Linked DNA regions of Mus musculus: all the other regions are linked to region 2. Evidence: chromatin loops called from intact Hi-C (ENCODE). Cell type or tissue: gastrocnemius. All regions are shown on one strand.

Evidence for each region. Hi-C counts contacts between places; a loop is a spot of excess contacts. Peaks named below come from ENCODE experiments on the same cell type or tissue, not always from the same donor. Only the 100,000 strongest peaks of a DNase experiment are listed, where the experiment ranks them.
Region 1: it touches region 2 in a loop (4-fold over the local background); 5 of 42 quality-filtered maps call a loop at or near these places.
Region 3: it touches region 2 in a loop (2.4-fold over the local background); 7 of 42 quality-filtered maps call a loop at or near these places.
Region 4: it touches region 2 in a loop (4-fold over the local background); 15 of 42 quality-filtered maps call a loop at or near these places.

Annotation. Positions count from the first base shown.
Region 1 is chr19:38,816,125-38,824,124 of GRCm38, forward strand. It overlaps Noc3l (NOC3 like DNA replication regulator), which reads right to left and starts at 3,113. Exons shown (of 21, transcript NM_021315.2): 1 at 2,969-3,113; 2 at 1,814-2,021. The coding sequence starts at 2,977. In gastrocnemius, a CTCF peak has its summit at 3,166 (motif pointing left); a DNase peak (open chromatin) is centred at 3,162; H3K4me3 peaks cover 1,797 bases; H3K27ac peaks cover 1,931 bases.
Region 2 is chr19:38,425,025-38,433,024 of GRCm38, forward strand. No RefSeq gene overlaps it. Among named protein-coding and RNA genes, the nearest start is that of Gm46666, 30 kb to the right of the region's middle. In gastrocnemius, a CTCF peak has its summit at 4,479 (motif pointing left); a DNase peak (open chromatin) is centred at 4,460; H3K27ac peaks cover 312 bases.
Region 3 is chr19:38,706,112-38,714,111 of GRCm38, forward strand. The region is part of intron 6 of Plce1 (phospholipase C, epsilon 1); the gene reads left to right. Among named protein-coding and RNA genes, the nearest start is that of Noc3l, 110 kb to the right of the region's middle. In gastrocnemius, a CTCF peak has its summit at 3,468 (motif pointing left); a DNase peak (open chromatin) is centred at 3,466.
Region 4 is chr19:38,910,931-38,918,930 of GRCm38, forward strand. It overlaps Tbc1d12 (TBC1D12: TBC1 domain family, member 12), which reads left to right. Exons shown (of 13, transcript NM_145952.4): 8 at 77-165; 9 at 2,261-2,332; 10 at 2,999-3,127; 11 at 3,374-3,483; 12 at 5,682-5,940; 13 at 6,941-8,000. The coding sequence ends at 7,009. Among named protein-coding and RNA genes, the nearest start is that of Hells, 16 kb to the right of the region's middle. In gastrocnemius, a CTCF peak has its summit at 4,965 (motif pointing left); DNase peaks (open chromatin) are centred at 3,098 and 4,952.

The DNA of each region.
Region 1 (8,000 bases), 390 kb after region 2:
TTTTACTCCCTTGCTTAGACTGCACGGTAACACCTCACCCAGCCTCCTGCTAACACACTTACACTGCATGGTAACACCTCACCCAGCCTCCTGCTAACACACTGAGACTGCACAGTAACACCTCACCCAGCCTCCTGCTAACACACTTACACTGTATGGTAACACCTCGCCCAGCCTCCTGCTAGCACACTTACACTGCATGGTAACACCTCACCCAGCCTCCTGCTAACACACTTACACTGCATGGGTGACACCTCACCCAGCCTCCTGCTAACACACTTACACTGCATGGTAACACCTCACCCACCCTCCTGCTAACACACTCAGACTGCATGGTAACACCTCACCCAGCCTCCTGCTAACACACTCAGACTGCATGGTGACACCTCACCCACCCTCCTGCTAACACACTCAGACTGCATGGTAACACCTCACCCACCCTCCTGCTAACACACTCAGCAACTTTTCCTTCTACATTTAAGTTACTCATGTCTATCAAAACCCCAGCCTCACTCGAGTCATTCGAACTCTATCCGCTCATTGTTCCTGTTCCTCTTAACTCGACTCTTTATTTTTACATAAATACACATAATTATATATTAAAAAACAGTAACAACTAAGTGTCCCAACCCCTTTTGAGTGCAGAAGAGTCAACTGTGAACAAAACACTCTTACTGTCTTCCCTAACAAAGCTCACCTTCCTCGTAGCACTAAGACTGATAAACACTGCATAGAAGAAAACCCCTAATCTAAACTAATAATCCACTCCTCAAACCAGAAACTTGGTGTGTTTGTTGATCAGCTTTTCCTCTTCCACTGAATCCCCTTTTTCTCTGTCGTCACACTTCTAACTCCCTCACCTGCCTCGTTTCTCCGTCATCCAAGGACCTGGCCTCCCACTTTAGTAGAAAAAAGTCCTTCAATATTTTCATATCAAATTCAACAGCGTTTGCACCTGCCTTTTTCTTATATTCCTCCCTCTCTGGCAACTTCACTTAGATTCTAAGTTGCAAAAATAAAGAAATCTTTTGCTTTTCTTTTATTAAGGAGCTATTAGCATATTACACCTTTCAGATTGTAAAACTTAGAAGAGATCTCTGAAAGTATCTAACCAGCTAACTCATTGTTCCTTGATTGGAGATTGAGTGACCAACCAAGACTACATAGCTAGCAACAAAAACCAAGAGAAGATTTTTTTATTCCTGATTCCCAATCAAATGATCACTACCCATCACGATAATGCTGCATTTGGGTCAGACTGCATGGAGGTTAAGAGAAGGAGAGATGGCTATAGAACAATGAACAGTTACATCAGCTAGAGAACTGTCCTGACTTTAAAATGATCATATTTTTCTGTTTTGAGGAGCTGGGGTCCTTAGATGGTTCTACAAAACAACCGAGACTATTACAGCTGAACTTCACCCCAAGTGTACAAGGAGAAAGAAAACCACAAGTTTAGAAAAGGAAATACCTACTGGCAGCATGGTGAAGAATGGAGCAAAACCAAGCAGGCTAACCACGGCTAACTCTCAGTGGATGGGAAGCCGGCAGCCCTGATGCGTGTCCCGAAATTTACACAGCTGCTCTGAGCATCCCCCAAGTACATTTTCAGATCTGCTGTCTATGCCAACGAAAAGGAGAAGCTAGTTTTCTCACAGGGCATATGGTCTTGCATTGTTTTCTCATACTTACTGTGGTAAAGCATAAAAGACCTTACCTAGACCTACAAGGATCTGAACACAGGACAAGTGGACACTAGAAAACAAGTCACTTCCATGGAGAACATTCCAGCGTAAGTGAACACTTTCGTTACCTGGCCGTTTGCTCTTTGGGTCCTCCAGCGGAATGGGTTTTTTAGACACAGCATCTTTTACAGCTTGCCTTAGTTTCCTCTGCTCTTTTCGGTACTTCTTGATGGTACTTTGTTGTTTAAATTGCTTATTTTTCAATTTGTTTTCAAGTTTCACTTTACTAGTTTTTATCAACTTGCGAAAGCTTGGGACCTGCTTTTTATTTCTTCTCTAGAAAACAACAACAGAAGAGACACTACAACTAAGAAATTCTGATTATTTTTAAAATCAGGTGAAGGAAAACTCTTTATAGATTAAATAAAGCAAATTTCAAAACTGTCTCACAACCACGGGTCCTGTGTAAGAACTAAAAACCAATGCACGGCAGTAAGCAATCCTACAGAATGGCACTAGAGCATCAGTTGCTCCACACGGGATTTCCCTGTGATCTGAATCTAGTCTCTCACGTGTGCAATCTGAAAGCAAAACATTATGAATCTCTTCTCTGTGGCAAACGGTCATTCAAGGCTAGTCTAACACTGGTACGGCAACACATTCAGAGCAAAATAATGGATGCCTTTAGCAACTGACATTCATTTGTCGGTTTATTATTTACAAAGCACTCACACTTCCCAACACCCTAAATAATAATAATCCTCACGTCATTCATAAAGAAGCGAAGGTTACAGAAGTTATTCCAGCGCTCTCGCTGGTAAGTGCTTTGTAATCCAAATCCCAAGGCTACTTCTAAATTCCCTCTCCATCTGGGAAAAATCACCAGCCTTCCTATCACCTTACACTTTAAGGAGGAAACAGGCTCTCTTCGGGTTCAGTGTCTCACAAAACAGGTTCAAGGAACTTTAGACTTGCTTCTCGTGTGTATAAGATTCGAGAGACAGTTTGGAAAACCCTTCAGTCTGACACCATTCGGTGGCAGGGCCCGGTGCTGGCCTCGCATCTGCAGCCTGAGGTCGTGCTTGGGCGTAGTGGGCGAGGAAGCAAAAGCCCCAGTAATGACCCAAAGTGGATGGAGCATAGATCGGCTAGGGAGCACCAAGTTAGGCCACCGCCCCCTATACCAGACTCAAAACCTAAGGGAAAGATAAGCCAGGCAGAGGGAGACCCTGTCAACCCAAGCAGCCACAACTCCCGGGGGCCGGGGTTCGGACAGCACTTACCGCCTTCATCCTTAGGCCTGCGAGGAGTACCACAGACAAGATCACTCGGACAGAGGAACACGCAGGAGCCGGGTGGAAAAGACACACGTGCACTGAGCGCAACCTTTCCCAAACCGGAAGACGCTTTCAGCCTCTCCCCCTTTCTGCCGCCGGAAACGGGAGGCGGGACTTCCTCTTCGGGCGGCGGTGCGTGCGCCCCCTGGTGGCTCTGGTCCCGGGCTCAGTCTCTCACGGACTGACCCTTGTGAGAATCGCTGAGGCTGAAGAGTGGGCGAGTGGGCGTCCCAGCTGAAGGACTCAAGCAGGTTCCCGCCCGGATTCCTTTTCAGTCCTGGAGAAGACAAAAGACGAGGGCTTGGCGGTTTTGATCGCCGGCGTCTTGTGGCTCCGCCTGTTGCGGGTACTTCGTCTTCTGGATCTTCTAGAGGGCAACCGCAGCTTCTTTATTGGAAGCCATCCCTCCACAGGCACTGGGGCTTTGAACCGAATGATGAAAGATCTCTCACCACCTTCCACCAACCGAAAGTCCACACTTAAGTTTAGGCGTGGTGGAGCACGTCTTTAATCCCAGCACTGGGAGGTAGAGGCAGGTGGATCACTGTGAGTTCGAGGCCCGGTCTACAGAGCCTAGTCTACCCAGTGTAGTCCCTGTCTAGAGAAAAAGTCTATGGTTTTACTGTGGAATCGTTTTTTCTTTGGGTTTAACCATTATATGATAAAGTACTATATTGGTGAGACTTGCAGAATTAGGATTCTGTTACCTTTTTGGTAAAGATACTATCTGACTGAATCGTTAACTCTTCCAGGAAGATTTAAGCATCGCAAGAATGTGTATTTTAAGTACTTGTCTCCCAAAGACCTTTTCCTAAATTAAAAAACAGAATAAAACACTGGGCAGGAGAAGTGGTTCAGTGTTTAAGAGTGCTTGCTGCTCCTCCAGAAAGTCCCGGATTCTATTCCCAGCACATCCATCTCTGAGGACCTCTTCTGACCTCCTCAGGCAGGCACTCACCCACACATATATACAAACAAAATAATAAATTATAAAAAACAATAAAAATAAAAAGTTAATCACAAAGATGAACTTGAGGCTATTAAAGGTTTTTTAAAAAAAAAAAGAAAGAAAGAAAGAAAGAAAGGAAGAAAGAAAAAGAAAAAGAGACGCCGTTGTTATTTGACTGACCCTCAACTCAATATGCTCCTGTCTCAGTTTCCCAAGTACTAATTATAGAGTCACCATGCCCAGGGTTAAGTATATCGTTCTTGAGCACAGCCCTGACATTGTTGGCCTCACAGTTCTGAGCTGGTGAGATAAGCCAGAAGAAACCCAGGGGCCACTGAGATCATGAACAGTGGTAATCTTACAAAGACTAGTCCTTTCTGCTTTTCACCTCAGAGAAAAATGCCTTCTATCTGGCATCGTCTTTCCACCTCCCTTCTAACTTTCTCCCTGTTCTCTCTCCTTCCACACCCTGTCTTGGAAACAGCAGAGCCTGTCTCACTGTTAGATTACTTCATCACACTAATTGGAAACATCAGCCTGTGCTCTTTCTTACCAAGCCTGTGGCTGAATTCCTTCCCAAACATATCAACAGTTACTCCCACTTCTTCAGCTTGCATCTGGTTGTTCCAAGGATGAGGTATCCCCATTTCTATTCAAAACTAACCCCATGTTTCTTGCTCTTTGGTCAATCATCTTGCCCTCTGCCTTTCCCTAACATTTCCTTCCCAGTTAGCCTATCCCCGTAGAGCTTTTCACTATTTTTTTCTAGTGATGTTTTCTCCTTTTAATTCTTGTTGTGACTTTCTCTTTCCAAGGAAAAATCATCATTGTGTTTCCACTTCCTCTCCTCTGTCATAACCAACCCTGCGCTAGCCTTTTATGTATGAGTGTTTGCCTACTTGTATGCATGTGCACCACGTTCGCCTGGTACAGGTCAGGAGAGGGTGTCAAATCCCTTAGAACTGGAGTTAGGGATGGTCGTGAGCAACCAAATGGCTTCTGGGAATTGAACCCTATGTCTCTGCTCTAGACCACTGAGCTATTTCTCCAGCCCCCTATGCTAGGTTTTTGTTGTTTTTAATAAAAAGGAACTTCATCTTATTCTTTGCCCATTTTATACTTAAATTTATAATCAAGTCAAATCTTTGGGTCATGTTAAAACAGCTTGTTGCCACACACAGTCTCCTGTCTTGAAATCCAACAGCTTTTTGTTTGAAAGCAAGTTTGAAAGTGGAAGCTTTCATGATCCCTGCTGACTTAGTGCAATTGGCTTCTTGATCCTGTGCACTGCAGTTTATCATCAATTTAGCTAACCAGCTCTTAAGCCTAATTTATGCTTGCTTGTCTTCTTGGCTTACTCTAAACTTTTCTGAATACAGGTTAGCAGGGATCAATGGGCTATGCCAAACAGTACTGAAAGAGTTGTACTGAGAGATTCCAGTGAGTCCTTTGGGGAGATAGGTTCACCCATCTGAATCTTCCTGTGATCGTCCATTGAAGCTGGTCATAGGAAGATAACCAAATTGTAGTTTTCTCCTAAGTGTATCCAGTGTTTCCCATCTTTAGCCTCTCTGTGTTACTTGGCTACATTTGATGCTGCTTTTTCTTCTGTCTTCTCTTTCTCCCCTCCCCCCACACCCCCTCTCTGCATTAGAATGTGGATGCCCTTGGCTCTCCCAGCCATTTCTTCCTCAGGATCTTCTATTCTCTCTCAAGCTTCTTCAATGTAGGAGGTATTCTTTGCAGCACTATTCATTATAGCCAAATTATGAAATCAGCCCAGCTGATCATTGAATGAATGGATAAAGAAGATGTAACTGAGACTAGTGGCACAGATCTATTATCCCACCTACTCAAGAAGATCAGGCAAGATTGTCACAAGTTCAAGGACAGCCTTGATAACTTTATGAAACTTCTCCAAAATTTCTGTTTAAGGTTTGTTTATTAAATGTATGTACATATGTGTATATGCCTGATGTCTGTTGGTGCCCCTGGGGTCCAGAAGAAGGAGTCAGATTTCCCTGGAGATGGAGTTACAGCTGATTTTGAGTCACCAGACATGAGTACTGAGAAATGAATTCTGCCCCTATGGAAGAACAACAAGCACTCTTACCCCTAAAGCCATCCTCCAGTCTCATGTCTCAAAAAAAATCTTAAAGTAAAAAGAGTATTGGATATATAACTTAGTGGAACAGTCCTTTCCTAGCACATGTAAGATGTAAGGCCCTAGGCTTAATACTCAATATCACACATACATACATACATACACACACATACACACACACCACAGAAAGAAAGAAAGAAAGAAAGAAAGAAAGAAAGAAAGAAAGAAAGGAAGGAAGAAAGGAAGGAAGGAAGAAAGAAAGAGAAAGAGAAAAGGAAAAAACAAAATGTATATGGAACAATGTTCAGGTATGAGGAATGAAATTATGGGCCTGAAGAGATGGCTCAATAGATAAGAGCCCAGACTGTTCTTCCAGAGAACCTGGGCTCAATTTTCAGCACCTACATGGGAGCTCCCGTCTGTCTCTAACTCGTGTTTTAGGGGATCTAAGACACATACACATAAAATAAAAAGAAATATTTTTTAAAATTGAAGGAATGAAATTATATTATTTGCAGTAAAATGGTTGGAACTGGAGATCATCATATTAAAATTGGGTGTGCTCAGAAAAATATCATTTTTTTTCACATATTTAGAATCTTGAGTTTTAAGGCATTAAAGTAGAATTAAGATGAGTTGGGAGGGATGGAAAGGCTAAAGGAGCAAGTAGTGTAAAGTGTGCTGTATCCATGTGTGAAATGTCGGAATGAAGCTGATCATTTTGTACAAATCATGAACCTTAGTAAAAATAAGGTAGAGATTCCAGCATCCACCAAGGGGGTCAGAAATCAGAAACCAAAACTCCCCTCAGTGATGCTGGTTACAAAGTTCTGGTCTCTGAAACTATGAGAGAATTACTTTCTATTGCTTTAAGTCACCAAGTTTGAGGTAATTTGTTAGAGCAGCCAAGGAAGACTAATAACGCTAATATTTCTGCCAATGCCCTTGGAGATAGGACAATACTTCATCGCACGAAGGTTCATGAAACGATTGAGCTCAATCTACAAGCAGCCCACTCACAATCACACTATCAGGGTCCTTCTCTTTCTGGTCTCACTTTTATATCCTGTAATAATTAGTGGCTCCTGGACTTACCTTCAAAAAAATTATTTACACTCAAATGCTGTATTCTTTCCAGCATTACTTAGGTTACAAGTCTAAAATCAAGGCATTGACATAGTCGGTTCCTTCTTAAGGACCTCTGTTCTCTCATTTCTGACACTTCGGACATTCTGTAACAGTTAGCAACCCTTGACAGCTTTTGGCTTGTGGATACTCCAGGCTCTGCCTCCATCTTTATTTAACATTTTCCCTTTGTCTCTGTGCCTTCAGATGGCTGTCTTCCCTTATAACACTTAATTGGATTAAGGGCACAACCTAATGACCTGAAATTAAATAGGTTATCTCTGCCAAAGCCCTATTTCTAAGAAAGGTTACATTCTTAGGTACGTCCATTTAGAATTGTTAACATCTAGTGTTATTCTCCCCTTATCTGCAGAGGATGTATTTCAAAACCAGAAATCAAAGATATTATTGAGCCCTAAGTAGGTTTTCCCTATGAAGACATAAGGATTATTAGCTGTGCACACAAGGAAAATAACAGAATAACTAATAACATATTAGAACAAGTATAACAATGTGCTGTCATAAAAATTATATGAATATCATCTCTGAAGTGGGAGGAAAAACTACAGATGACGGTAAACTGCTGTGTCCTCTCTGCGAGAGGGAGGACATTTCATGCTATAACTAAAACCATTTTTATGATTTCTCATATATCTGCCTTGCATACTGACCTTCCCACCATCCCTGAACCCTTCACTTTCCCCACAGATCTGTCTCTCACATTCATGTCTGTTCCTTTTGTGATCTACCAAGATTAACCTGGGCCATCTGTGTGCTCAAAAGTTTGTAGCTTGCCCAGC
Region 2 (8,000 bases):
AAATCCGCCTGCCTCTGCCTCCCCAGTGCTGGGATTAAAGGCATGCGCCACCACGCCCGGCTACACTGGGGAGATTTTTAGATGACCTGTCAGGAAGATATCAGCTCAGGACCCCAAGACCAAGTTCTCAGCACAAAGGAGATTTATTTGCCCCAGAGGGACAGAGGGCAGGGAATAAGAGACAAAGATAGGAGATAGAGAATGAAGAAGAGGAAGGGAACAAGGAACAAGGGAGAGGGGGGAGGGGATCCCGGGGGACAAAAGACTGCTTCTGGACAGAAAGGAGACAGAAGTGGCATATACCTACATAAACACACACACACACACACACACACACACACACACACACACACACACACAGAGAGAGAGAGAGAGAGAGAGAGAGAGAGAGAGAGAGAGATTATGTTTGGGGAAACTTGATTTGGTGCTGTGAGGAACGTTCTAGGTTCGGAGATATGTCTGGAGGAAGAAGAGACTTCAGAACTAATGGATCTTATTTTCTCAGATTTTCCAAGGTAAAGCTCACCCCTAGCTGGCACTCAAGCATGAAGACTCAGCACAAAATTTACTCTTGTTTCTTGAAACATTATCAGCACCGGATCCACCTTTAAAATCCCAAAGTAGAAGGTTGTTCACACATTCTAAAGAGGAGGCCAAGTGCAGGCTTGGCTTGGAGTGTTAGCAAGTTACACACCTTGATTTCTTCTGTAGTCACTCTCCTTCCCAAACAAGGAAACAACCCATGGGTTGAGATCTCAAGACAAACAGGAGGGACTGCCTGTGTTTGTTAGCATCTCCAAGGCCCATGTGTTATGTACGCCCACAATGTTCCTTGTCTGCTCAGTTTCTTCCCTAAATGTATAGATGTTTCCTGGATCTACCAGGGTGCTTTAGTTTCTGCCCTAACCCTAACCTTAACCCCTAACCCCTAACCCCTAACCCCTAGCCCTAACCTCTAACCTCTAACCCCTAACCCCTAACCTTAACCCTAAACCTAACCACCACTTGATACACTTCGTGAAATTGTCCCATTGGGCTTTGTATTTAGAAAGCCTGTTTGGGCTGCTGCCTTGCTCCTTGGGGAGCAAGTGAAGTGTGGCTGTCTGTTAGTACTAGTGGGATTTCCTCAGACTTGAATCTTCCTCACACACTTTATCCAGGGGCCGACAGAAGGCACTGCTTGGAAGGAAGGATAAGTGTCTCTAAATCAACAGCTAAGGCCACAATCAGTGCAGTGTTTTTCCAGACCTGCCATCAAAACCCATGTAAATTCATTATGAAAACCCCAAGTAAACAGACAGCTTTCCCTAACAGGAAACGACTGTGTTAAAACACCTGAGCTCTACCTTAAAGATGAAAGGCTGGAGCCATGACTTTTACTTGAACTCAGAGTCAAGATGTGGCAGTGCCAATATAATATTGGCAGGAGGGTTCAAATCACCAGGAGACACTTGATCTATCTATCTATCTATCTATCTATCTATCTATCTATCTATCTATCTATCTATCTATGTGTATGTATGGATACATATGTGTATATGTATATATGGATATGTATATATTCAACATCTTTATGAAGATAAATGTATAGTATTTCCTGTGACCCAGGAACTCAGTTTCTCCTTTAAAAAAATCAGAAACAGATAAAAGTTAAGATATAATTTTTTTAAATAATTTACAGCAATGGTATAACTTCTGCCTTATCTGAGTACATTAGACTAAGTGAGCTACCTTTGTGATTAAAGTCTTACACCTTTTTTTACAACTGAATTTATAGATTAAAGTAAGAGAAGACTGCTATGATGTAAATGGATGGAACAAGAGGGTAGGATGTGCAATGTGTGCTGGCCAGTGGTGCCGCATGCCTTTAATCTCGGCACTCAGAAGACAGAGGCAGGAGAATCTCTGTGAGTCTGAGCTCTGCAGAATTCCAAGACAGCCAGAGTTATGCAGAGAAATGCTGTCTCAAAATAAACCAATCCTCACTCCCCAAACAAAGAAAATTCAATGTGTATCACACACACATACGCACATACACACACACAAACTCACATACGCAAGCATACACCTATACATACACACCCCTCCCTGTTAAATGACTCAGTGATATCTGGAGCCTGGCTGTTCAGAGTGCAGTTGGCAATCCCATCCTTGTGGTGTCTCTGTGTAGGCAAGAGAGTTGAACTCTAAAATGTTGCCATGGACAATTACTGCTTGATTAGCAGAATCTGAGGCAGGCTGAGGGAGGGCCCAGGTCTTACTAGAGTATATTCAACAGGGAAACTGGATAGGGCAGCGGTGAGCTAGCATGGGGTTTCTATGAGTCTAGTACAGGCTGATGCCAGGAGAGCCCAGGCTCGATGCCCTGTAGGAGTTCCATTCTGAGAGCAACTCAGGAAGTGGGCTTGGAGAACCCGTGAGCCCTTGACAATTTGCACACTCAGCAGCTGGGCTCTGAGGGCAAAGTAAAGGGGGTGTGAGCTGGTCAGAGGCCATGCTCACATCCACTGAGCCACAAAGGAGCAACGAGGGGAAGTGTTCTGGGAAGTGTTTTCTGAGAGCAAAAGAAGCTGTGTTCCAGAGATAGCCAAGGTTGTAGCTCATGCAGCAGTTGGACGTGGTAATGTGTAAGAGTCACCCAGGTGGTACTGGTTTTGAAGGTGCGAAGGAGGGCATGGAGAACAGCTGAGGTTTGGCATTGTGAGAGGCCAGGGAAAGGCATTGGTGAAGACAGAGCTTCAGTTGCAGTTGACAGCCCAGGACTGAAGGGGTCATGCAAAGAAGCTGCGCCTTGGCACCATGAAGAGAGCCTATGAGAAGCTATTGGTGAAGCCTAGTTGCAGTGGAAGACCCCAGTGTCTTGGAGATGCCAGTACCATGGGATGATCACCAAGCATGGGAATACCTGCCAAGGCAGCCCAAGAGAAAGAAGTGTGTTGCAGTCTACAAAGATGAAGGGAGCTGGAGATATGAAGAGCGCTTTGCATCAGACATGGAGATGCAGCGTTTGGAGTTTGCACAGCTGGTTTTCTGTCTTGCTTTGTCCAGTATTTCCTCAGTATGACATTTTGGAATACTGGAACGTATATCCTATGATGTTGGAGGTATATGATCTGCATTTTGGTTTTATAGGGCATTACAGTTAAGAGGTTGCATCAATCTCAGAAGAGACTTTGAACTTTGGACTTTTAACATTGGTGAGACTATTATAGACTATATGAACTTTTGAAGTTGGACTAAATGTATTTTGGATTATGCTATGGCTAGGTATGGCCACCATAGACTCATGTGTTTGAACAAGCCTATGGGGTCAGGGAGTGGAATGTGGTGGTTTGAATATGCTTGGCCCAAGGATAGGGCACTATTAGTAGGTATGAGTAGGTGTTGGAGTAGGTGTGGCCTTGTTGGAAGAATTGTGTCACTGTGCCGAGGGTGAGGGTGGGAGTAGGGTGGGTGAGGGGCACTTTGAGCTTTCTTCCTCCTAGCTGCCTGGAAAAAAGTTTTCTCCTGTCTGCTTTTGGACCAAGATGTAGAACTCTCAGCTCCTTCTCTAGCATCGTGTCTACCTGGACATTGCCATGCTTCCTGTCTTGATGATAATGGACTGAACCTCTGAACCTGTAAGCCAGCCCCAATTAAATGTTGTCCTTTATAAGAGTTGCCTTGGCCCTAGTGTCTCTTCACAGCAACAAAACTCTAAGACAGAGGGCAAATGACTTCACTGTTGTGGCCTCATGAGAGGCATGTAGGAACAGCCTTTCTTCCTGTTAAGTAGATGGATTTTTTTTAGTGTTCACAGCTAGTTTTAGCTACACCTGTAAACCCGACTCCTGGGGAGAGTGTGGCTGCTGCCCCTTCACACTTCCATGCGGTACAGATGTCGGTCATAATTAAAGATGCCCTGCACACAGGCACTGCACCTGATAAGACACCCCGTCACCTGGCTACAACCTGCCTGGTTGTGAGTATGTGCAGGAGAAAGTCAGTGGAGCAAAAGAACCTGCCTCAGGAGTCAGGGCCTGGGATTGAACTCCCACTACTTAGCCCTTACTGAGCATCTTCAGGGAATGTGTTCAAAAGTTATAGAGAAAAAAGAAGAGGAAGGAAGAAAGGAGGAAGAGAAAGAGGAGGAGAAGCAGCGGCAGGAAGGATTTTTCTCTAACTAAGGTGGCTGATTTCGCCTGAGCTTTAAAAAAGTGAACTAAGAAAGCTGACTACAAGCTTCCCCCTTTTGCACTGCCAGGGCAAAGAGAGAGGCCAAGGCCCAATGTAGAAATGGCCTGGATTTAGAATTGATTTGAACAAGAATTCTTTGGTCGCACTTTCCTCCAGCAGCCATTCAGATTTAAAGTAACTGAAGGTGATCCCCACTACCCCTCCATTTTCACAACTCTACCTTTTCATAGTCCCCACTGCCCTGAGGGGTGAGTGTTATCAGCTCATTTAAAAAGATCCAATGGCTCCCCCTTGTGGTTGAGAGCTAGATTGCCTAGATGTGCATAGCCTGGGGCTATTTTTTCTTTTTAATTTTAAATTTGAAATAACTTCCATTGCATTCGGTTTCCACATCATTCACGAAATGCCGCCCAATTCCAGTCGTCTTTTTAATCTTGATTGAAATGATCATCCATTGATTACATCTGTAATCTCATCACTATAGAGAGGTCAAGGTAGAAGGATGATAAATTTGAGTCCAGCTTGGGCTGCACAGCAGACCCTGTTTCAAAAAAGATTTGATTTCAAAAAAGTGGTGGCGCACGCCTTTAATCCCAGCACTCCGGAGGCAGGGGCAGGCGGATTTCTGAGTTCGAGGCCAGCCTGGTCTACAAAGTGAGTTCCAGGACAGCTAGGGCTATACAGAGAAACCCTGTCTCAAAAAACAAAACAAAACAACAACAACAAAAAGATTTGATACTAGAAAGGAACTCAACAATAATGAGTATGGAGAAAAAGAAAGCCTGGCTCACTGTGGGTAGGTGTGTAAATCGCTGCAGCTACCATGGAAAAGGATCTGGTGGCTATGCAGAAAATAATGACTAGAGCTGCCATATGACTCAATAAACCCCACTCCGTGTCTTTACAGCCAGGGGAATCGGGAATCGGGCCCGCTCTTGGGATGTCGTTCATTGTCCCAGTGGCATCTACCATGAACTAAGCCACAGAGTTCATCCTGTATCCTGCTCAAGAAGGGTGACGCTCTGGGCCACACTCTTTTCTTCTTTCCTGACATCGATGCAGACAAATTCTTGGAGTCAAGTCTGTGGAAAACAAGAGGTTACTCAGCTATCTCTGGCTGCCAATGTCCTTGCAGGCAGCCCCCACAGTATCTCAGTTGTTAAGCTGATCTGACGGAAGAACGTCATTTTCAAACTAAGAGTTGGGAGTGAAATGACTTTCTTTTTTCCATTAAAGCGACATGTGTACATGCTAGAAAGAGAGAGGGAAAAAAAAAAACCAAAACAGTGTAGACAAATTAAGAATTAAATTTCCTGTCCCCTCAATGTTTCTTGTGCTGGTTCCTTCCTCCATTTAGACTTCCGGTTTCCGGTTTCTGAGTGTTTGGTCTGCTTCTCCCAGTAGACATACCAGTCAACTAGTGAGTTACCTAAGAGGAATTTGGAAGCTGAGTAAGGAAATGAAAGCGGTCCAGGTTTATTTCATTATGATCAGATGCCCGAAAATAAATCTAGATCATCATTATGTGCCCACAAAGAGAACAACTTGGCACCGGCAGAGAGGTATTTCATTATAAGTTGGATGTGTTATGGTATTAGATGTTTTGTTTCATTATGTTCTCATTTATTGACAGGCCAACGCGACCGCAGAGAATGTGGAGTCCCTGCCAGTCCTTTGCTGACCTCCAGTACTGTTAGGAAAAAAAAGAAGAAAGAAAGAAAGAAAGAAAGAAAGAAAGAAAGAAAGGAAGAAAGGAAGGAAGGAAGGAAGGAAGGAAGGAAGGAAGGAAGGAAGGAAGGAAGGAAGAGCTGAACAGAGAAGATGTCAACATTTCACTTCCATAACCAGCTTTTATAGGATGCTGGGGAGGAACAGTGCATCTTCTTATTCGCTGAAGCATGTTACAAAGCCCAGACTCAGCCCTGATTACAGCCTTTCACCTCCCAGTTAGAGCGGCCCCGCCCCCACCCAGCTTCTTCCCTACTGTAGGGGCCCATCCTCATTGAAAAGAGCTGCATTGGAAGTGTGCTCTCAGTACTTCCTTAGTGGGCTGTCTATCCCATTGGTCAGGGAGCTCCCTAGTGGGCCACAGAGTGCAAGAGCAACTCTGTGTGTTAATAGGATGTCCGCACCAAGGAATCTTATGCAGTATTAGGACAGCTATAGTCAAAATGGCACATGTGAGCAATCCTTGGTGAAGACGTAGAGAAATGGGAGTCCTTCTATATTCTGCCAATGGGAAAGTCACAACGTTGAGTAGGGCTCACAAGAACAGAGCCAAGAGAACGTATATATGCTATGAAAGGGTTTCGTTAGAATGACTGACGTGGTGGTTGGCCAATAAGAGCCTTCTGCAAGCTAGAGAGGCATAGAGTCCTCTATCTGCTCAGTTCACAAAGCTGGATGCCTCTGTGGTCTCAGGCTGGCTCTGTAGGCCTGCTGGGTTTCTGCAAAACCTTTGCTCTTTAGTTCAGGTTGCAAAGCTTGAGAAACTGCAGCAGGAACAAGGTTCGATAGTCAGGAGCAGGGGGGGAAGGGAAGCTTAGCTCTCCTCAGGTTTCTTTTATATCTGAATGCCTCATCAGGAGGTGCTGCCCATGCTGGGGGTGGCAACGGGGTTCTGGGGAGCAGTCTTCTTCATGAAAATGCCTTTGGGGACCCTGTGGTGCTTTGTATAGGAATGGGCCCCATAGACTCGTGTGTTTGAATGCTTGGCACCATTAGGAGGTGTGGTCTTGTTGGAGTAGGTGTGGTCTTGTTGGAGTAGGTGTGGTCTTGTTGGAGTAGGTGTGGTCTTGTTGGAAGAAGTGTGTCACTGTGGGGCTGGGCTTTGAGGTCTCATAACCTCAGGTGATATATGCCCGGTGTGAGCGAGATACAATCATCTTCTGCTGCCTGCAGATGAAGATGTAGAACTCTCAGCTGCTTCCCCAGCTCCATGTATGCCTGCATGCTGCCATGCTTCTCACCATGATGAGAACAGGCTGAACCTCTGACACTGTAAACCAGCCCCAGTTAAATGTTTGGATCTTTACTTAGTGGGTTTGTTACCAGCAGTGCAATGGCTTCAGACTTCCTGGAAGTATTTTGTGAACACTATAGGAGGAAGCAGCGAATTGTTTCACTTTTATCTACATTTTTTTGAAACTGGAATGTTTGCTACAGGAAAGGGAATATGCAAATGTGAACTGGGGGGGTTGGACTTAGAGGAGTCCCTCCTAGAGGCACGGTGTCAAAAAAAAACGTATGCATGAATTTTCTCTTACTGGCTGAAAGAATCCAGACGCAGCAGATACATATACAACACACTTCTGTAACCGAGCCTTAGAAATCATTTCAGAAGAGGTGAGGTTGTGTCTCTTAGAAATATCCAAACGACACCCATAAAGTCTCACCAACACGGCTGCCTCAACACAAGCTGAGCAAGGATGGCTCCAGTAGACATGCTAACATGGAAGGGGGAAATCTCATGGGACCTCAGTCCTAGGTGAAGAACTACAGGCAACCAAGGAATGCTGAGAGCAGCAGCAGTAGTTCTTCCCCAGGGAAGAGACCCAGATTGGCTACCCAATGCCAAGTGATCAGTCCTGATTCATATACAACAAGAAACTTCATATTGACTGGGCACAGTGTGTTTATGTATTTAGGAATACACATGCATGCATGTGTACAAATGTGTGTGTGTGTGTGTGTAGCAACAAAGAAACAGAGAATTAGAGAAATCGCAAGTGTGTGCATGGAAAAAGTTGAATGGAGGAAAGGGAAGGGGGAAATTATGTAATTATATTTTAATTTCAAAAAATAAAAAATATTTTAAAAAGTTC
Region 3 (8,000 bases), 280 kb after region 2:
GTACCCAAAAAAAAAAAAAAAAAAAAAAAAAGATGAGAAAAAGGAGGAAGGGAAGGAGAGGGAGAAGGAGACGAAGAAGACAACGACGACAGTGACAACCAACAACCTTGTCCTAGAGGCTGCAATGTATCACAGTATGCCACACAGTCTACCCTTTTGTCCACACATCTTTACTTGCAAATGCTCATTGCAGTGAGTTACTGGTCTGTTTCAAGGCCTCTGACGTCTGTTACACTCTCTGCACTGGATTCCCTACACTATCTGTACTGGTTCCTCATTGGGACTCCTATCAGGTATCCTGTTGTTGCCCTGTGTCATGGAGATCCTGCAACTTTGGACCTGCAAGACTGGCCCTTTCACATGCCCCAGAAGATCATAGATGGGATAGACATTAGGATGGGTCAACTCAGGGTCTAGGCCTGGGACATAGTTGAATTAGTCAACCTGCCACCTTTGCTGGAGCCCCACCCCCCGGGTGAGCTCTCCAGCACTGCCCGGGCTACGTCACCCAAAGGCTGCAGCCAGCACGGGGTAGGGGCTACTCTCCTGGCGCCCTGTCCTCAAGCCTACTCACCTGCACCTTTGCCTGTGTTGTGCTGCCCAGGGAGGTGCAAGGCCCACTCTCCTGAGTGCTGCAACTAGGGGATTGAGTCCAGCCCTCCCATTCTCATTACCTCAGCCCAGCTCTCCTGCACTGTGAGGGTCAAGGAGGCGGCAGGCACCTCTCTCTTGTTAACAGTACTCCTTGCCAGGTGAGGGCACGGTTAGGTCTCCTGTGCTCCTGCCCTTGGAGCTGTTTCACCACACTCCTGACTCCAGGCAAGGATGTCTGTAAAATAGCTTTAAAATAGTTTGTTCGTCTTCCACTAGAAACTGTAATTTGTAGATCCAAGAGTATTCCTTTGTGTGTTTGTGTTTTGTTCTGTTTTGTTTGATAAAGCAACTGTGGATCTTTGTCTGCGGCAGAATAATTTTTGAAAGTTATTGCTTGGTTAGCATATAGAAAAATAGGTTTCAATGCAACATTTCATAAATATATACCATCATACTTTTTATTATATCCTGTTCTAATTGGCTCCTTCAGTTTTCTCCTCCATCTCGCTCCTTTATAACTGACTATGCTCAAACAGCCCCTCCTCTGGGTTCAAGACACTTATATTCCATTACCCACTCTAGCCCCACCCCCATCTTTTGACATCTTTTTTTCATTTTCCTTGGGGCTTTAATATATCTGTTGCAGAAGTCTTTCCTTGGTTAGGATTCTTTTCTTATGTGTTTTGGAGGTTTGGTTTGGTTTGGGGGGGGAGGGGCATGTCTTTTGTTTGTTTTGAAACACGGCCTCACCATGTAGCTCTTGGTGTCCTAAAATTCACTGTGTAGACCAGATTGGCCTTGAATTCACCGAGATTCCCCTGACTGCCTCTGAAGTGCTAGGATTAAGGGAGTGAACCATCATACCCCATGTCATAGGTGTTTTTAAGCAGCTCTAAATGAGATGCTTTTTTCCTGATTTCTTTCTTCATAATTTTACTACTGACATAAAGGAAAGCTACTCACTGACTTTGGTATACTAGTGTTGTATTCTGCTACTTTGCAGAGTCCACCCTCTTGTAATATTCCCTTTGGGAATATTGATCATTTTTACCAGTAAACTTTGAAATGTTAGTTCAGCATTTTACCTAGTTCAGTGGTTGAAGGAGCTGAGTGTTGGCTGTGTTATTCTGCTGTAGCCCATACTTCTGGTGGCTTAAGTGTCACTTCTGACTTTGTGTGAGCACCTTCTGACTAGGGATCTCACTTTTGAGAACCGGCACCTCCAGTGTCACCACAAAACCACACCATCCAAGTAAAGGAAACAAGGAAAGCCCAATGGGATTGCCGTTCTTGCATATAAATCAGAAAATTGGGAAACCACTATCAGTTTTGCCATTGAGTTACAGTTTATTTAGGGTCAAAGTTGTAAATAAATCCAGTGGAGGAATGGAGGAGCCAGAGGGGCAAGTGGGGGAGAAACAAGATTAAATAAACCAAAGAAAGTGTGGGAGTCAAAAGTGTAATGAAGGGCAAGAGGGAAAAGCACGAAATTAGAAAAATAAAATAAAGAAATGCTCTATGATCGTGAGCAGACCCGTGATCAAAAGGAGATAAGTAGATAAGTGAGAAAAAATAAATAGGAAAAATTAAATTCTGATAGGTTTTTTTTAAGCCAGTGGGTCCAAAACACTACTAAGAGTGCAGTAGAAAGAAAAGCTAAAAGGGAGACCAGAAAAAGAAACTGTCCAGAAAAAACATGGGTGACAAAGTTAGGTAGATGTATAAAGGGGAATAAAAAAATGAATACATAGCAGGGCGTGGTGGCGCACTCCTTTAGTCCCAGCACTCAGGAGGCAGAGGCAGGCGGATTTCTGAGTTCGAGGCCAGCCTGGTCTACAAAGTGAGTTCCAAGACAGCTAGGGCTATACAGAGAAACCCTGTCTCGAAAATCAAATCAAAACAAAACAAAACAAAAAGAATACATAAAGATACACAAAGCCTTTTAAAACACAATAAAGTGAAATAGTAATAAAAGCATTTAAAGGGGGATTTGGTGCCCAGTTCCTCTCCTCCATGCTGGGATCTTGTCTGGCTTGTCCTTGAGCTGGTCTTGAGCATGATGTCACAATTGCTGGGAGTTCATGTGTGTCCAGAAAACATTGTTTCCTTGAAGTCACTCACCACCTCTGGCTCCTAGAATCTTTTCTTCTTCGGCAAAGATCCCCGAGCTATGAGGGAAGAAATGAAGGATCGACATCCCATTGAGGGCTTAGTATTCTCTCTCATTGGCTAGTTGTGAGTCTCTGTGTCAGTTGGAGTCTACTGCAAGAAGTTTCTCTGATGAGGGTTGAAGGATGAGGGTCGATGGATACACTCATCTATGGGTATGGCAATACATCATTAGCAGAATAATACTATTGGTTCTCCACTAGGGCCCAGAGGAGATGTTGACGTTTAATTACTGCTGGCAAATAAAAGGTCAGTTTTCTTCAATGGAGTGACTTTGGTACACTGAGCACACTCCAGGGCAGACACTATACCAGTAGCAGTTAACTGTGTCAGGGAGTGACAAAAATTTGTGTTGGTAGGGGAGGAGCAGGAGAATCTGGGAGGACTTGGGAGAGGGGAATGAACATGATCAGAGTGCATCCTGTCACAGCCTTACAGAATTAAAGAAAGCATTTAAAAATAGAAAAAGAAAAAAGAAAAACACACAGGAGGGGGAAAAAAGGTGAAGGATTAGAGTGAATTCTGGGAGATTGCTGGTTATATAGATCAGGGAGAAGGTAAGTCAGACTTCAGGGTATATGCAACAGGGAGACGGTGGGTCAGACCCCTGGATATTTTACTTTTTTATGGTTTATGGCAGCCACTGGTCCTGTTTGGGGCAAGCATCTGATCTTCTCTTCTTTGCACACCAGGGCCCTCTGCTGGCTACACTTGGCTTTGTAGTCTACGGTCTAAGCACTTTTCTCCAATCCTCCCAAGAGTCCCCATTCACATTCTATAGGATGGCTAATGTAGCTCAGAGGTTTCTCCCAAGTTCATTGGGAGTAGAAGAAGCAGTCATTCTACTAAGATTTATACAGGTGGATCTGTCTTTGTGCTTTCAAAATCCACTCAGCTTTAATTACCCTGCTGGGGGGATTCAGCTTTGGCTATCAAGGGTTCTACTGCAACTCCATGCCAGCGTGGTAGCTCCAGAGGTTGCTCAATTTGCTGACCTTTGGCTCAAGGCTGTTAAGGGCCAGACTGGCCCTCAGTTGATGAGCTCTGCTTCCAGCCATTGAGGGCAGAACCACCTTTTTCCTATGCACTTCTCTTCCTGGCCTTCTGTCACATGCCAGCATCCAGCCTTCATGTTCTCTACAACTACCCCCCAAATTTGTCTCTTAAGCTTGGGGCTAGGGCCAGTTGACTCTGATTCCTCGTCTTGTGAGTCTTCCCTTTTCTTTAGCTGCCAGGGTAGCCCAGTTTTCAATGACAGACTTGACTCCCTTGGGATGGGAGAACCCTTCAGAGCTGGCTGAATTCTTTTCCACTGCTGGCTCTTCCCACAAAAGAAGTCACCATCTCAGCAAGACCTACAACTGGATTTGAGACTCAGGAGAAGTGTGGATTTGTCTGTGGTTGGGACTGCCAGTATCTTCCCTCCAGAGCCATCTGACTGTATACCTTCCAGATGACATTTCTGTTTCTGCTTTCCTGTGCCAGGGATCCAGGCCACCAGTGCTGTGCTTAGTGTGGTGGCCTTCTGCTTCTCTGCACCTTTCAGCTCTCCTGTTGCCCCTTTTATGGATTTCCAAAGCTCTACCTCTCTTTAGTAATTCTCTCTCTGTCTCTGTGTGTGTGTGTGTCTGTGTCTGTGTCTGTGTGTCTGTGTGTGTGTGTGTGTCTGTCTGTGTCTGTGTGTGTGTCTGTGTCTCTGTGTGTGTGTCTGTGTGTGTCTGTCTGTGTCTGTGTGTGTCTCTGTGTGTGTCTGTGTGTGTCTGTGTGTGTGTCTCTGTGTGTGTCTGTGTGTGTTTCTGTGTGTCTGTGTGTCTGTGTCTGTGTGTCTGTGTCTCAGGGAGGTAGCTTCTAGTCTGCATCTGACACGGAAGTTACCTCTTATGAGAAATTTATTTCCATTTTTCTATTTATTCCTTTCCTTTTGCCCTCATCACTTAATCACCTATATCCTAAGAACATTCTCTTCCACCGTCCACTTTCCAGATCCTGTTGTAAGCATCCTGAGAATGGGGGAAGAAAACCGCAAAGATGCAAATATTTATTTCACAAAGCTGGAAAGACATATTGAAATCCTCACTTTCAGACCTTTGTCCTAAGGAGTGGAAGTAATTTCCTGGCTCTTAAGTGACTGCTACTCTAAAAGGAAGCCCTGGATGCATGGCAGGGAGGCAGGATTTCATAGGTTTTCCGGCAGCCATCCCAATAACCACTGTTTCCTTATTTGCCTCTGTCCAGAGCATCTTGTGAAAATGCCCCGTTCAGAGTGTCTTAGCTCACAGTGTTTTTCAGGTCCTAAAAGACAATGGAACTGGGCTCTATTGAATTTAAAAACAATAGCCTCCAGCCCTTGTTCATAAGTCAATGCCCAACTCAGTGAAAAAAAGATAAGAAATGAAGAAAAAAAGGAAAGAGGAAGAGAGGGAGGAGGGTACGAAGGAGGGAGGAAGGAAGGAAGGAAGGAAGGAAGGAAGGAAGGAAGGAAGGAAGGAAGGAAGGAAGGAAGGAAGGAAGGAAGGAACCAAGCAATCTAATGATCCTTCAGTTTACCCAACATGCAGTGTGTTAGAATTCCTCTCAAAGCCTTTAGCTGCTCCTGCCAGAAAACTCAATGGGAGTAGTCATAGAAACCCCAGAAAAAGCAATCATCAAAAGCTTATATCTAGCTGGACGGTGGTGGCGCACACCTTTAATCCCAGCACTCGGGAGGCAGAGGCAGGCAGATTTCTGAGTTTGAGGCCAGCCTGGTCTACAGAGTGAGTTCCAGGACAGCCAGGGCACTGTCAAGAAACCCTGTCTCGGAAACCAAAAAAAAAAAGCTTATATCCACAGCGCTGGAGAGATGGTTCGGTAGTTAAGAGCATTGGCAGCTCTTCCAAAGGCCCCGAGTTCAATTCCCAGCACCCACACAGCAGATCACAACTGTCTATAACTCCAGTTCCAGGGGATCTGACTCCCTCTCTCTCACACATATAAACAGCAGACAGACATGCAAGCAAAACACCAATCTCTATATCTATCTCATGGCCTGACACTGAGGAGATGACTAAGTATGTTTGCTATGCTAGCATGAGGATCTGAGTTCAGATCTCCAGCATCCATGTTTAAACAACAACAACATAATGTGCCCTTAACCCTGGCACTGAAGAGTTTGAAGCAGGATTCCTGGGACTTGCAGACTATCCACTTTAGGTGAATAGTGAACTCCAGGTACAGTGGGAGACCATGTCTCAAAAACTAAGGTAGAGATCAATTGAAGAAGACATTACCAACCTCTGGCCTCCACACCCAATCTCCACCCCCTACTCCTACACACACATCCAAGATCTCAGCAGAAAATGAATAGAATGAAGAGACTACTCGAATGCCATTGACGGTTTATGGTGTGCTTATAGGTCCTCTGTACAGATGAGGAAGCACCTAGAAAGCTGAAGACACTGGCTTAAGTGATAAAGAGCACAGCTAGAGCATGAAACTGAGTGGAACTTCTGCCCAGCAGTACTAAAGACATCATCTATATCCTAAGAACATTGCTGGAAAGCAGCAATCCTTGGCTTTTCTTCATACTACTTCCTTGGATTTGGAACAGTTCTTGTCTTAGTTAGGGTATTGCTGTAATAAAATACCATAACCAAAAACAACTTGGGGAAGAAAGGATTCATTTTAGCTGACAGCTTGTAGTCTGTTATCTAGAGGCTTCAAGGCATGCACTCAAGGAAGAAATTGATGCAGAGGCCATGGAGGAAGCCTGCTTACTGGCTTGTTCTTCATAGCTTGCTCAGTCTGCTTTCAGACACACCCAGGGCCATCTTTCCATGGATGGCACTGCCCACACTGAGTTGGACCCTCCCACATCAATCATCAATCAAAAAAAAATAAAAAAAGGCACCACAGGTTGGGGATATTTTCTCAATTGAGATTTCCTCTTCCCAAATCACTCCAACTTGTGTCAAGTTGACATGAAACAAGCCAACACTGGTCTCTGTTAGAAAATAACTGACTAAATAACTAAATAACTAGCTATAACTGAGAAAAAGGATAAGTTAATTAAAAGCACAAGTTTTGCACAAAGGTAAAACTTTAAAACACTGGGTTTTTTTTTTTTTAATCACTTGGAGTAGCTGTAACAAATCATGGAAAGTTGATATTCTTCTGGTATTATTATTATTATTATTATTATTATTATTATTATTATTATTATTATATGTAAGTACACTGTAGCTGTCTTCAGACACACCAGAAGAGGGCATCAGATTTTTGTTACAGATGGTTGTGAGCCACCATGTGGTTGCTGGGATTTGAACTCAGGACCTTTGGAAGAGCAGTCAGTGCTCTTACCTGCTGAGCTATCTTACCAGCCCTATTCTTCTGTTTTAAAAAATAACATTTAGTCTTTATCAGTTGGTGATTCCCGTTCAAATAGTCATTGTAAATTTCTATAAAGTAATAAACAGTTACAAAGAAAATATATAAGCATGTTGACACACAGGGTTTTCATCAGGTATCCCTAGAAAATCGATCAGATATCAGTTTCTGGTTTCTAATACCGAATACCATAGAAGCTCTTCAAAGGCAGGGTTAAAACCTTCTTTCCGTTTTGATGCCTAAAAATGATGAGGTGGTTTCTCTGCTGGCTGACCACATCTTTGATCTGGTTAACATTGCTTGGTTCATACATAAATCTTAATTTTCCATCTTATCCATTTTCATAAACCCACAAAAAATTGTCTCCCAGGGGACACAGGCTCAGAACTCCATAAAATCCACTCTGTCTTATCAGAGACAAAAGATGCTAGTAGCTTCCTGCTTAAAATGAATTTATTTCATTACAAACAATTGTCAATTTTATTTTGGAAATTAGCCCTTGGATGAATGCTTTTTAATGGAATTATTACCATCTGGCATTAGTTACCTTTGTATTTGAAAATAAATACTGATGCCAAGAAAGACTGCCTCCCTGTACCCTCTACATAGCTTACCTCATCTCTGAGAAGCACAAACAGACTTCAGAATAGCCATGTCTTAATTAGGGTTTTATTGCTGTGAACAGACACCATGACCAAGGCAAGTCTTATAAGAAACAACATTTAATTGGAGCTGGCTTACACATTCAGAGAGGTTCAGTCCATTATCATCAAGGTGGGAGCATAGCAACATCTAGCCAGGCATGGTACAGGCAGAGCTGAGAGTTCTACATCTTTATCCAAAGGCTGCTAGTGAAAGACTGACTTCCAGGCAAC
Region 4 (8,000 bases), 490 kb after region 2:
GATTATTCAGCTTTTCTACTTACTTTAACAGGCAGTGTCCTCAGCCTGTTTAAATTTTATCTGTTTGGTAATGCAGGTCTATCTGTTGCTGACCGAGAGGCTAGTCTGGAATTAATTAAGTTGGACATATCCCGTACATTTCCATCTCTCTACATCTTTCAGAAGGTGAGGTTTTCTAATCAGTTTTTAACTACTGTTTATTCTTTCAACACTCAGTGGTACAAATTCTATAAATCTATAGGCACTATTTTTATTTTATTTTATATTTAATTTTTTGGGACAGAGTCTCACAATTTAACCCTGGCTGGCTTGGAATTCCCTAATAGATCAGGCTGCTGTAGGAAACACAGAGATCCATCTGCCTCTGCCTTCCAAGTGCTGGGATTAAAGAAGTGAGTTACCATACCCAGCCAGGTATTACTATTTTTATAATATTTATTTTTATTTTATGTGCATTGGTGTTTTGCCTTTATGTATGTCTGTGTGAGGATGTTGGATCCCCTGGTACTGGTGTTATAGACACTTGTGAGCTGAGAATTGAACTCGGGACCTCTGGAAGAGCAGCTTGTGCTCTTAATCACTGAGCCGTCTCTCCAGCCCCCGGGGATTATTTTTTAAAAGAAAAAATATTTTAAAAATTTGAGAAGAGGCCAGGCATTGTGGTACATGGCTTTAATCTCAGCCTCGTCCACATAGAGTTCCAGCGCTCACAGCTATATAGTGACACTCTGCCTTAAAATACAAAAGAAACTTCTAGGGCTAGAAGAGTGGCTCAGTGATTAAGAGCATTACAACCGTCCCTGACTCCAGTGCCAGGGCATCTGACTCCCTCTTTTGACCTCGATGGGCACCAGGCACATGCATGTAGATAAAACACTCATATACATAAAGTAAAAGGAGTAAAATATTAAAAATTAAAAATAATTTGAGCTTTTATATAAAAATGCAAAACTAAAAATTAAGGAATTTGCTTTCTGTGGAATAAAATTTATTGTCATAACATATACTTGTTATGTAGTAGGCACTTTTTTATTATAGTGAATTTCTGTATTTGAATTATTAATGAATTTGCCTTACAAACTGTTAAAATATGAATACATTAGTTCTAAATTGTTTAGAATTACCACTGAATTAGCAAGAAATACTTTACTTTTATATATTTTTTTACAGGAATAGCTGGCTATCTTTAATTTTTATATACTAAGATGCTAATAAATAATTTATCTATAATAAAGGCCACGTGATTAATAGAAAGTTTTGCTATTGGGACCAGTGAGATAGTTCAGCAGGTCAAGGTGCTTGCTGCCAAAGTCTGACAACTTGAGGTTGAGGCTGAGAAACAGAAGTAGTGGAAGGAGAGACCCAGTCCCTGAACGTTGTCCTCTGACGTTCACATGCACACTGTGGCATGTGTGTACCTATATACACGCACAATAGGTAAATACATGGGAAAAAACCCACTGGAGCTAGAGGGATGGCTCAGCTCTTAAGAGCAATTGGTTGCTCTCTAGAGTACCTGGGTTCAGTTTCTGGCACCCTTGTGGCAGATCACAACCATCCATCAATTGTAGTTCCAGGGGATATAACACCACCATCTTCTGGCCTCCATCAGCATCACGCACGTACGCTGTACACAGATATATATTCAGGCAGAACATCCATATACATACATTTTAAAATTACTATTGATATTCAAATTATCTAACATAACTCAGGCTAAATAGTTGGCACTTTTATTAAAGACAGGGTCTTAGTATACAGCCTCAGCTATCTGGGGAATCACTGTGTCGATCATGTTGATCTCCAACTTGGTGATCCATCTGCTTTGCTGAGATTAAAGCCATGTGTGTCATGTCAGGCCTATGTTATTTTAATTTACTTTTCTGAAATTATATGACGTGAAATGGGCTTAGTATAATGACATGTGCAAGGCCCCAGTTTCAATACTCATGTGTACATAGCAAAAGGATTAAATGGAAAATTTTTATATTTATTATACCCTAGAAGTATTTAAAATAGTTTGCAAATTATATAAGTTGTATTCAAGTGAGTATATTTGACTTATTATTCAAGATCAAACTTTTATTACTTCTGAAAACATCTTGATAGAATACATTTAGAATATCTTTATAATGATTAAATGTGCTAAAACTGGTCATTTAGAGAATGCTACAGTTTTATAGTTTTTAATATTTTATGAGCATTAACCTAAAGATCTTTACTTAAAGTTTCAATTTTTATTCTTTTTTTTTTCCCTAAGGGTGGCCCATATCACGATGTTTTGCATAGTATCTTAGGGGCATATACATGTTACAGACCTGATGTTGGTTATGTAAGTATTTGTTTCCATCTGATTTTTACACATAAACATTGTATCTGTGCTCATCAGGACAGCTCTTTACAGCCACAGGTCAGTCTCTGCAGCCCTGACCTTTGAGCTGATGGGTTTACCTGAGGAGGAAGCTCCGGGTCTTTTGCCCCCTGCTTAGGACGCCTGGCGGTCACGCTGCTCCGTGTGCTGGGTGCTGCATGATTCTTCTGTTCCTTCCACTCAGGCTTTGCTCAAGCCTCTTTTCATTTTGGATTCCCCCCTCATGTCTTTCTTGTGATTCCCCACAAATTCAGGCTCTTTTAAGCACAACAACTTCTTTTTTTTGACTTTTAGTATTCTATCTTAGAGACTTCCTTGCCTCTTCGTTCTTCATATGTTATAATGTGAAAACAACCACTTACGACATGAGAGCTACTTGGTACACTGAGATAGGCTCTTAGACCAAATAAAAGCTGGTTTAATTGTTTTCTGATTTATTAAATCCTATCAAATGAACAAATATAAAATTAGGGAAATTTACAGCCATTACAAGTTCATAGTAGTTGCTTTTACTGAGAAGAAAAACAAAATTGGTAAATTCTTCTTACTATCAGTTTGTAAATTTTGAGGAGGGTAGCTAGCACGTAGACTGATTTTAACCATTTTTACTTTTCCTTCCCTTTGAAGGTCCAGGGGATGTCCTTCATCGCAGCCGTTCTCATCCTCAATCTGGAGGAAGCAGACGCCTTCATTGCGTTCGCGAATCTCCTAAACAAGCCGTGCCAACTGGCCTTTTTCCGAGTGGATCACAGCATGGTATGAACATTTGGGATAGACTGTGTTTTCCTCATAAGTTTCTGTATTCTGAATGCCTGCTTAGAATAAAAAACATGAAGAAACTGAAGTAATCTAAGCAAATAGACAAAATTTTCATTGAATAACAATTTTAGAAAACTTGAAGCAACTCAAAAGAGTTGTTAATAAAATTTTCTATTAATATTAACACTTTCTCTTTCTGCCATAGATTATTTTGTAATTTTATTTATCTTTTTCTATGTATAGATGTTGAAGTATTTTGCAACATTTGAAGTATTCTTTGAGGAAAACCTATCCAAACTATTTCTTCATTTCAAGTCGTATAATCTGACACCAGATATATATTTGATAGATTGGTAAGTCACTAAGAAACATTAAATAAAATAAAAAGGAAATAGTGAATAACTTTCTCTGTTTTTTAGGAAATATAGTAAATATGCTAGGTGAGATTGACATATAAAAGGCACTTTTCCTTACGAATGAAAAAGTCCAAGGATGCATCTAAAAACGTAGACTGAAGCCAGGCTTGGTGGTGCACGCCTTCATTCCTAGTGCTTAGGAGGCAGACACCGGAGGATCTCTAAGTTCAAGGCCAGCCAGGTCTGCAAAGTGAGTTCCATGGCCAGAAGGAGAAATCCTGCCTTGAAAAACGAAACAAACAACATAGACTGGCTTGAAATTAGTTTCTTTCTTTCTTTCTTTTTTTTTTTTTTATTATAAAAGGGAATAGGGAAGAACCCGAAGACATTGCTCAGCTATTAAAAGGGCAAGCTACTCTTGCTGAGAACCTGAGTTCACCTCCCAGTACCTGGCTTGAGCAGCTTCACCATAGCCTGTAACTCCAGCTTCAGAGGATCAGAGACCTTCTGCCCTGTAGTCACATCACACACACACACACATACACGCACACACACGCACACGCGCGCGCGCGCGCACACACACACACAGACACACACACACACACACAGACACACACACACAGACACACACACGTCTTTTTTAAAATGAGCGAGGATAGGGAACTGGGCAGAGGGTCAGCATGGGAACGCACGTGCCACACAAACCTGACAGCCTGAGTTTGATCCCCAAACCTGTGTAAAAATCCAGCTGCAAGGCACATATCACAGCCTTTCAGTGGCCGTCTGGGAGGCAGAGACAGGAGAATCACGAGGAGGGAAGCTAGGCTGCTGTAATAAAGCATCAGAAGCAAGAGAGACTCTGCTTCCACAAGGTGCAAAGCAAGAGCCAACTCCCAGGAGTTGTTCTCTGACATCCATATTCACTATGGCAAATATATGCCAGCATGTACACACTCACACTCATGCACACACCCATGCAAGCATGCACACAAAGAAATACATATTCTTTTTTTTTAAGTAAAGAGTATAGAAATATCTTGAAATATAGTGAATTGTAGTAATGGATTAACTTATTTAATGCCTAGCATATACTAATATCTTAGAAAAAAGTAGTTGCCATTTATTCGTAACACAGCAAAGCTATATTATATGGTAGTATTTCTTTAATCAGAGATGTTTTTCAAAGCTTTATCAAAAGTTCTCAATTAGAAATGATTCCCTATTTAGATGCTAATATATATTTTCTTATTTCCTATATGTTCTGTTCTAATTCTGAGGATTTGTGTAGTAAGCAACAGCCAGTTGACTTTAGTATCATTGGTGAATTTTGATAAGAAGTGGAGAATTTGGGGCTGGAGAGATAGCTCAGTTGTTAACAGCACTGGCTGAAGCTGGGTTCAACTTCCAGCACCCTCAAAGTGGCTCGCTCACAACTGTAACTCCAATCCCAGGGAATTATTGGATGCCCTCTTCTGGTCTCCTCAGGTACTACATGCACAGGCACATCCAGGCAGACACATGATATTTAAAAAACAAAATTTTTTTAGTAGTTGTAAAGTTTTAATAAATTTTGAGTTAGGGCTTCTAGTTCAGCCTGGCCTTAAACTTCGTATGTAGCTGAGGATAGCGACACAATTCTGAACTTCACAGTCTGTCTCCCAAGCACTAGCGTCTCAGGCATGTGCTACCATATGCAGTTTACCCAGTTTATGCTGAGAGTAATACCCAGGTATCTTGCATGATGGGCAGTGCTCTCCCTCTGAACTCAGACTGGCTGTATGTTTTGATGGAAAAAATGAATAAGCAAATAATGACCCTGATCAAATATGATATCTTCCTAGTCATTTGGGCCTTTTCCTTTATCTTCCCTTCAGCAAGAGTAAATATTGTGCGCAGTCTCACATTAAAAAATTATACATTCAGACTCAAGCATTCTGGTTTCGGAGCCCCATGGCTCTAACCATTACACTATTTTACCCCCTCATTCCCACACCCCAGTTTATTCCAGACTATCTCCATGTAAGGTTCTAAATTTACTTAATGTCATTACTTACTGCTTAATTTATCACTATTCAAGTTTTGGGAAAAAAGTCTCAATGTATTTGTCCTCTTATCCCTGTATACTTCTTTTTCCCTCCTGATGCTTAATGAGTAAAGGAGTCCATGCTGAGTAACTGTTTTTTCCTTAACTCTAGGATCTTCACATTGTACAGCAAATCACTGCCACTTGATCTGGCTTGTCGAGTCTGGGATGTGTTTTGTAGAGATGGGGAGGAATTTTTATTTAGGACTGGATTAGGGATCCTCCGGCTATATGAAGATATACTCCTACAGATGGACTTTATTCATATAGCACAATTTCTTACCAAATTGCCAGAAGATATAACATCAGAAAAGCTTTTCAGCTGCATCGCAGCCATTCAGATGCAGAATAGCACCAAGAAATGGACTCAGGTAGAGTGACTTTATTTATTTTTAACTCTTAATTATCTGTGTTAAAATTATCTGTGGACTTTTGTAGAGCAGTTATCTGTATCACAAATGTTAGTAAAACTAAAAATAAATTTGGTTTTGAAATGGGATAATTTAAAATGGATTTCTCTCTTCTATGTACCTAAACTTATATCTTTACTTTACAAAGTTCTGCAGTATTGTAGTGAATTGACACCTACAGTAGTCAGCCTTCACCCGAGCAGACATGGGTGACTTTGAGATTTCAAGCAGGCACATGTTATAGTAAACACCTGCTGTGAGATGTCGAGGTGGGTCAAGGGCAAAGGTGCCTGTTGCCATGGGTGACAACAAGGATGAGATTATTCTCTGGGTGCCACACAACGGAAGGAGAGCACTGACCTCACACATGCACCATGCACAGGCATGCTGACACACACACACAAACCCAGGCAAGCAAGCACACAAACGTTAAAAACAAGAGGCCAACACCAAAAAGCCCTAGCTGCTGTGTACTAAAAACTTACAACGGAAAGAACCTAATGTATGATCCTGGCCTCTTGTTGTTTTGAGTCAGGGTCTCCTTTAACGGAGGCTTGACTTGATCTTATTGTGTAGCTGTAAGGATGACCTTTGTCTTAGTCAGTGCACTGTGCTGTGAGAGACACCGTGGCCACAGCACTTCATTGTGTCCTTGCTTACTTTGGTCCGTGATGTTGACGGTGGGGAGCATGGCAGCATTCAGTCAAAATAAAAAACCAGGTGATCTGGAGTCTGGGATGGGGGCCTGTGCCTGTAATCTCAGCAGTGAGGTGGCAGCAAACTCAGCCGTTCAGTCTCCTCTGCTGAGCAACAAGTTCAGTGCCAGTGTGGGCCATGTAGACCCTGTCCAGAGACCTTTAAAAAAGGTGGTCTGAGGACTTGAGGATGCTGGTATTTCAGAAAAGCTTTCTGTGTTTATGCCTCTGGTTATTTACATCTCTTTGTTTCATGCTATTTGCAGGTCTTTGCATCTGTAGCAAAGGACATTAAAGAAGGGGACAAGAACACCAGCCCTGCTCTGAAGAGCTAACCTTTGAGTTAGTGACAAACTGAAATGCAAAAGGTAGTTTTCGGGGAAAGTTTTCTCTTTCCTATGTAGATACCGTGAAGAAATGTCGGAGAGAAGAATCGGGACCTGGAAAAACTTCTGGGTTTAAATTCCACGGCTGAAGTAAATGAAACGCGTAATTTATTGACAGTATTAATAAAAAAGTACCTGTGGAGAGCCATTTTTCAGAGGAAAAGGCTTAGTTGGCTATTACATACTCCATAATTTGGAGTGAATACTTTAATGCAATAATTTTTTTTAAAAAAAATAGCTTCACAGAAACTTCAATTTTTATGTCGTTTCTTTTTTAACAATTAACTACAAATGCACTTCTGGAGTCAGAATAGGATTGCTAAATCCTACTTTAGTCTCCAAAAATGATAGAACACATGTATTATCTCCAGTTCTGAGCTTGGGAAGATATTCTAGACCAGTAGTAAGCAACTGAGTCGTAAGTTCCGTCCGCCACTGGAGCTCTTGCCTGCCTTGCTCGCAGGCCAGGGAGGTCCGCATCCTCGAGAACTGGAACACTGGTGGACATGATTGCCTGTTTTGCTTATGGAGTTTCCCACAGTGTTGTGTCCCCTTGGTTTTTGAAGAGAAATCTTTCTCTAAGTAATTTCTATCACAAAAGAATTTTCGCCTTATTGTTTCTTGTCTGCAAATTGTTATGTAGTAACTTAACATTAAAAAAACTAGGTAACTGGTAGAAAGGAAGATCTTTTTGCACTTTAGAGGACTGAAGACTTGACTTTGAGAATAAGAATAAGAAAGCAATGAATTCTAAGAGTTCGAGATAACACACTACTTACAAGACTTGAATTTTTTAGTTAAAATCCATGTTCTATCTATAGAAACAAATTTTATTAATTTCAGTTTGAAATTTAAAACTTTATATAGCTAAGTCTAAGACTTGTGAAACTCTATGCATATTTTTTTCTAATTGATGGGAATAATAGTAAAAGTAATTTTA